Linked DNA regions of Homo sapiens: region 1 is linked to region 2. Evidence: chromatin contacts called from ENCODE POLR2A ChIA-PET data. All regions are on one chromosome and are shown on one strand. Each heading gives the region's core, a stretch centred on a gene start or an enhancer-like site at or near the end of the contact. The rest is flanking DNA. Distances are from core to core; before and after follow the strand shown. Region 1 has its middle 22 kb from the start of BCAS1-AS1. Region 2 has its middle 71 kb from the start of LINC01429.

What was found. ChIA-PET counts read pairs that join two places held with the same protein, here RNA polymerase II (POLR2A).
Region 1: POLR2A ChIA-PET joins it to region 2 with 29 read pairs in activated T-cell. The contact joins two enhancer-like sites. POLR2A ChIA-PET finds 5 or more read pairs at or near these places in 2 of 52 experiments (WTC11 and activated T-cell).

What each region holds. Positions count from the first base shown.
Region 1 is chr20:53,892,152-53,895,408 of GRCh38, forward strand. No RefSeq gene overlaps it. Among named protein-coding and RNA genes, the nearest start is that of BCAS1-AS1, 22 kb to the right of the region's middle. Within about 2 kb of position 1,685, at least 7 of the 41 ENCODE cell types and tissues checked have a DNase peak (open chromatin) inside an H3K27ac peak, as active enhancers do.
Region 2 is chr20:51,932,364-51,935,892 of GRCh38, forward strand. No RefSeq gene overlaps it. Among named protein-coding and RNA genes, the nearest start is that of LINC01429, 71 kb to the left of the region's middle. Within about 2 kb of position 2,093, at least 2 of the 41 ENCODE cell types and tissues checked have a DNase peak (open chromatin) inside an H3K27ac peak, as active enhancers do.

The DNA.
Region 1 (3,257 bases), core at 435-2,934, 2.0 Mb after region 2:
GGTTACTCGGCTTTTAGATGGCAGATTCAAGATTGGAACTATAGCTTGCCTGACTTTAACGACTTCCGTCCTGACAGCAAATGACTAAATAGCAAACCTCTACCCTGTCTCCAAGTCAAGCTTCCTCTGAGCAGAGATTTTAGATGAGGAATAGAGATGATGTCTGTCCAATGCTTAGTGCAAAAGAGAACCCAAGACATGGAAGTTTAGTTAGGTAGCTTAAAAACAATATTATTGGCCTGGCGCAGTGGCTCATGCCTGTAATCCCAGCACTTTGGCAGGCTGAGGTGGGCAGATCACCTAAGGTCAGTAGTTCAAGACCAGCCTGGCCAACATGGTGAAATCTCATCTCTACTAAAAATACAAAAATTAGCTGGGTATGGTGGTGGGTACCTGTAATCCCAGCTACTTGGGAGGCTGAGGCAGGAGAATCACTTGAACCCAGGAGGCAGAGGTTGCAGTGAGCTGTGATTGTGCCACTGCACTCCAGCCTGGGTGACAGGGCAAGACTCTGTCTCAAAAAAATAAAAAATAAAAATAATATTGTTGCCTCTATCTCCCCTTTCCCTTTCCCCTTCTCTTTCCCTCCCCTCCCCTCCCCTCCCCTCCCCTCCCTTCCCCTCCCTTCTCCTCCCCCTCCCTTCCCCTCCCTTCTCCTCCCCCTCCCTTCCCCTCCCCTCTCCCTTCCCCTCCCCTCCCCTCCTCTCCCTGGCATCTTTTAAAGTGGGTGACAATGGGGTAAGGGTTTAGATCTAGGCTCTAAGTTTAGGCTACCCAGGTTCAACTTCTAATATTGTCACATTAGCTGCTTCCACTTGGGTCCACCTCACCCCTGTAAGCCTCAAGTTCCTCCTCATTTGTAAAAATCGTAGTGTGATACTATCTGCCTTGCCAAGTGCTGGGTGGATTAGAAACAATCATGCATGCATAGCACACGGTAAACGATCACTATTAAGCCACTCCCACATGTCCATTATTGAAGCAGGTGGTGTGAACAAGAGAGGCATGTATGGTCTTTGTTCACAAGCATCTCTCCCTCTCTCCCTCAGCCTTTCTTTCTCTGTCTTTTACACACACACACACACACACACACACACACACACACACACCAGTTAATGACATCAAGGGGGAAGTTAGGAAAGATGAAAAATTGGAGACCAAGACGGTCATAACATGGTTCTAATTTGTGGTTAAGAAATTCATGAAGGAATAGGTCAATGTGTACCCAGAGAAAGGAAAGATTCACTTATGAAGAACGTGGGAGTGAATCACAAGACTGTCACTGTCTGCAACCCTTGAAGGGGCCCCTTGACCATCTTGCTGGGCGATTTGAATCACCAGATGTGGTCTACCACAGTGTCTCTCATGCCGCTGCTCACATATGAACTTCATGATTTTTGCCATATCTCTTGCTGCCTTGTTTAGTGTTGACTTAAGATTTTTCTTTCATTATTTGGATATTGACTACACTGACATAAAAAGGAAACTTTATGTCACTATGGTAAATGGGAGGCTGATTTTCTTGCCACAGATAGAAACTGTGAAAAAAATACATACCGTTTTTTTTTTTAAAGAATGCTTTTTTTAAACTTTTTTTTTAGGTTCAGGGGTACACGTGCGGGTTTGTTATATAGGTAAATTGTGTGTCATGGGGTTTTGGTGTACAGATTATTTTGCCACCCAGGTAATAAGTATAGTACGAATAGGTAGTTTTTCCATCCTCTCCCCACCCCACCCTCCACCCTTAAGTATATATGTGTTCATGAAAATACACAACTATTAAAAGTAATACAGCCAGGTGCAGTGGCTCATGCCCGTAACCCCAGCACTTTGGGAGGCCGAGGCGAGCGGATCACCTGAAGTCAGGAGTTTGAGATCAGCCTGGCCAACATGGTGAAACCTCGTCTCTACTAAAAATACCAAAATTAGCCGGGCGTGGTGGCGTGCGTCTGTAATCCCAGCTACTCGGGAGGCTGAAGCAGAAGAATTGCTTGAACCCACGAGGCAGAGGTTGCAGTGAGCCAAGATCGCATCACTGCACTCCAGCCTGGGCAACAGAGCGAGACTCCACCACAAAAAAAAAAAAAAGAAAAAAAAGTAATACATAATGTTGCCGATAGCTCTCTGAATACCCTTCTGTATCCCACCAGTGTTTGGTATAACATACTTCAGGGTGCACCACTCTTGCAGAAAAAGCTGAAAATTCTGTATCTTTAGTTATTTGATTTTTTTTTTGTTTTAGAAATGGGGTCTGGCTCTGTCACCCAGGCTGGAGTGCAATGGTGCCATCATGGCGCACTGCTGCCTGAATGTCCTGCACTCAAGCTATCTTCCTGCCTCAATCTCCCTAGTAGCTGGGACTACAAGGCGTGAGCCAACACGCTGGCTGGATTTCTGCATCTTTAGGTTCTTAATCCTTAACCTTTTTGCTTCTCAGTTTCTCATCATTAGAATGGGGCTGTTTCACTGTGCACAGTGTCTCACACCTGTAATCTCAGCACTTTGGGAAGCCAAGGCGGGAGAATCTCTTGAGGCCAGGAGTTTGAGATCAGCCTGGGCAACAAATCAAGATCTCCATCTCTACAAAAAATTTAGCCAGGCATGGTGGTGTGTGCCTGTAGTCTTAGCTATTGAGGAGGCTGAGGCAGGAAGATCACTTGAGCCCAGGAAGTTGAGACTGCAGTGAGCTGTGACCACACCACTGCACTCCAGCCTCGGCAACAGAGCAAGACCCTGTCTCAAAAAAAAAAAAAAAAAAAAGAGTGAGGATGTTTATAAAAAGAGTCATTATTATTGAGAAATGACTGAGCTGAGCATTTTGCACCCATTCGTTAATATAGCCTTCATAAAGTTTCCATAATGATGTGGTATTATTGAGGTGGTATCTATGAGGCCACCGAGGCACAAAGAGGTAGTTTTGTTCTGTCACACAGCTTGTCACTGCAAGGAGTGCGAACCCAAGACCATCTGAACATGAAGCCTTGACATCCTGCAGTCCTGCCTCTCTGTGCTAGCCACTTCATGGGGGCTGAGAGCAGCCGAATTAACTAACGATGAAGAAGATGCACTGGGGATAAAGAGGAGAGGCTACTTACTGGTGCTTGCCGTGGGCCAGAGACTCCTGGAAGTACTTTTTCTGTATCAACTCATCTCATCCTCATCATAGACGTATAATGGAAGTCTTAGTATTATTCCCATTTTACAAATAAGGATGTTGAGGTACAGAACCTTTAATTAACTTGCATCCAGTAAGTGCT
Region 2 (3,529 bases), core at 843-3,342:
GTGGTGCATGCCTGTAATCCCAGCTACCCAGGAGGCTGAGGCAGGAGAATCGCTGGAACCTGGGAGGCGGAGGCTGCAGTGAGCCGAGATTGCACCACTGCACTCCAGCCTGGGTGACAGAGTCAGACCTGTCTCAAAAAAAAAAAAAAAAAAGAAAGAAAAATCTAGGCTGGGCACGGTGGCTCATGCCTGTAATCCCAGCACTTTGGGAGGCCGAGGCGGGTGGATCACGAGGTTAGGAGATTGAGACCATTCTGGCTAACACGGTGAAACCCCGTCTCTACTACAAATACAAAAAAATTAGCCAGTCATGGTGGCGGGTGCCTGTAGTCCCAGCTACTCGGGAGGCTGAGGCAGAGGAATGGCGTGAACCCAGGAGGTGGAGCTTGCAGTGAGCCGAGATCGCGCCACTGCACTCCAGCCTGTGACAGAGAGAGACTCCGTCTCAAAAAAAAAGAAAAATCTGGAAACAATCTGTTCATTAATAAGTCCATCGTTAATTAGTTGACTTCTTAGTTCTTCAATATCCCCATCTGTAGAACAAAGATATTCAGAATACTTATTGGCTGATGATGAGGACTAAACTAGTTAATGTGCAGACAGCGTTTAGAACAAGGCTGGCACAGAGTAAGTTCTCAATACTCTTTGCTATTATATATTATTACAACTCGATATTAGAAATGAACATAAAAAAAGACTAAAGTTGATCTATATGTGCTGAAATGTTCGTATTTATGGTTAAGGAAAAAACCCAATAAATGGCAGAATATGTTGAATATGGTTGATCACATTTGTGCTTTTCAAGCAAGGCTGTGCCTGTGACTTGTATTTACTATGTAGGTTTATTTGTATATAGAACATTTCAGGAAGGATACACAAAAATTGGTGGTTATAAAGGAATTTCTGTCTAGACTCTAGAGAGTTAATGTTAAAACACAGCAATCTGTCTACATTCTTTCAAAAGACATCTGTCGACTGCCAACAATTCTAATTTATGGTTTATGGCACATATAGAAATGGAGCAATTTGAGTCACAACTGTCTAATATGGCTTTGTTTGAAACTAGTGGGTACGATTAATCTATGATTTGAACTAGTGACAAAAAGCACTCATAATATATGTTTTAAGAAAAAAGCCATATGGCTCTGCTGGCCGAAAACCTTTTTTATTTTTTTTTGGAGACAGAGTCTCGCTCTGTCGCCCAGGCTGGAGTGCAGTAGCAGTGTCGGCTCACTGCAATCTCCGCCTCCTGGGTTTAAGTAATTCTTGTGCTTCAGCCTGTCGAGTAGCTGGGACTACAGGCATGTGTCACCGTGCCCAGCTAATTTTTTATTTCTATTTTTTGTATTTTAGTAGAGATGGGATTTCACCATGTTGCCCAGGCTGGTCTCCTACACCTGAGCTCAGGCAATCTGCTCACCTCTTCCTCCCAAAGTGTTGGGATTACAGGCGTGAGCCACCTTACCCGATTGGAAAACCATTAATTTTGAAAATGATTGCTATCAATAAAGTGTCGCTTTTTGGAATAAAAAGCTATGAAACCTCCTGGCTTCGTTTTAAATTATCTTCGGAGTCAAATACTAGAAACAAATTAATGGCAGAAATTCAGGGAAATATTTTGGCATCAGATTCTATAGGATTAATTAAAAGTTGATATCAGGCAGTTATTGCTTAAATGTCATTTTTTATGCAAACAACATAATTGCAAAAATGAGCAGAGCCTTATGTTTGATTTTCTCTGCACATACTGTCATTCAGGTTCATACTTGTCGAGCATTCATCCATGCTTACTAAATATTTTTTAATTGTGTAAAACCTGGGTCATTTTACAGATCTGTTTCTGGGTCTGAGTGGTTAGTATGTCGCCATAGATCTTTCTCTCCCTGACCAAATTCTGCTACTTTTCTGAAATGTCTTTTAAATGTTGTTCATTGCAAGGTTATTATCTTTAATGAAAAAATGCCTGCTGAGCGGACTACAAACCATTTGGTTCCCTCCTGTCAGGGGAGGAAAAGAATAACATTGAACAAGGCTGAAGGTTTTTATTATCACATCGTAAATGAGCAAATGGCATCTGTCAATACAAAGTGACTCAGAGGTGCATGGAAAAAGAAGTTGTATGGGGAGGCTGTCGAGTGACAACACGGATTTTTATTAACCTCCTGGTCCAGCATCTCTTTTCCTATTTTATTTTGCCTCATTCACTTTGCAACATAATAACGCTATAAAAACACTCAAACAGGAAGCTGATCACCATTAAAAACTGCAGGACCGCCTTGCTACTGAGCAACAGCAAAGAGTTTGGATCATAGACTATCTTCAGGGTTTTATACTTAAGTGTGCCGACGTGGGTGTATTTTCACATGCAGCCCCTGCCTGCTTTGGGTCTTTTTGAGAAGATATTTCTTTCCAAGAATAACACAGCCTGTTTGCCTAAGTGTTAATTCTCACAAAGTTTTCATATTTGGGTCATAAACATCCTTCACGACACTGGTAAAATGGCCAAGGTGTTTATGGGCTGCAAGAAATGTTTATGCCAATGCATAAAGGCAGAAATGGAACCGTTCACATCAGACCTGAAATGAGCTGCCCTGGAGTGGGGGAAGGGGAGCCAGAAGCCCACCCCCTACCCCCAACGACCCCCCAATGATTTCGCTGGAAGTTGTTAAGGTGGATGTCTCATAAAAATGTTTTGTAAATGTTAACAGCGATTCAAGCTTAAGCAGGTGTGGGGGCAGTGAACCCTGGGAGGACAATGGGAAGAGGGACCGGAAGTCCTGCCCACTCTGAGGGGAAGCAAGTGCTTTCCCTTATGCCCAGGGCAGGGCATGGAGGAGGCCTGGGCACAGAGTGCCAGAAAATGCCAAGGCTCAAGTTCTGAAATTCTGACAGTTGGGGCCCACCACGTTGTTCAATGAAATTTAAAGGCTGGGTATGAATTGGGTGATGACTTCCATGAGAAGTCAATAGCTACAGTGCAGATGTTTTAGTGTCCTAAAGACAGTGACAATATGGTAGATCTAAATATGTTTTGACACAGAAAGATTTCCACAATTTTTTTTTTAAATAGAGACGGGGATTTGCTATGTTGACCAGGTGGTCTCGAACTCCTGGCCTCAAGCAGCCCTCCTCCCTTGGCCTCCCAAAGTGCTGAGATTACAGGCATGAGCCACTACGCCTGGCCTCTTCCACAATTTTTTTTTTTTTTTTGAGACGGAGTCTCGCTCTGTTGCCCAGGCTGGGGTGCAGTGGTGCTATCTCGGCTGACTGCAAGCTCTGTCTCCCGGGTTCACACCATTCTCCTGCCTCAGTCTCCCGAGTAGCTGGGTGTCAGGCACCCGACACCACGCCCGACTAATTTTTTTTTTTTTTTGTATTTTTAGTAGAGATGGAGTTTCACTGTGTTAGCCAGGATGGTCTCGATCTCCTGACCTCATGATCCACCCGCCTCGGCCTCCCAAAGTTCTGGGATTACAGGCGTGAACCACCGCACCTGGCCCACAATTTTTTTTTTAAAGCAAATTTTAGC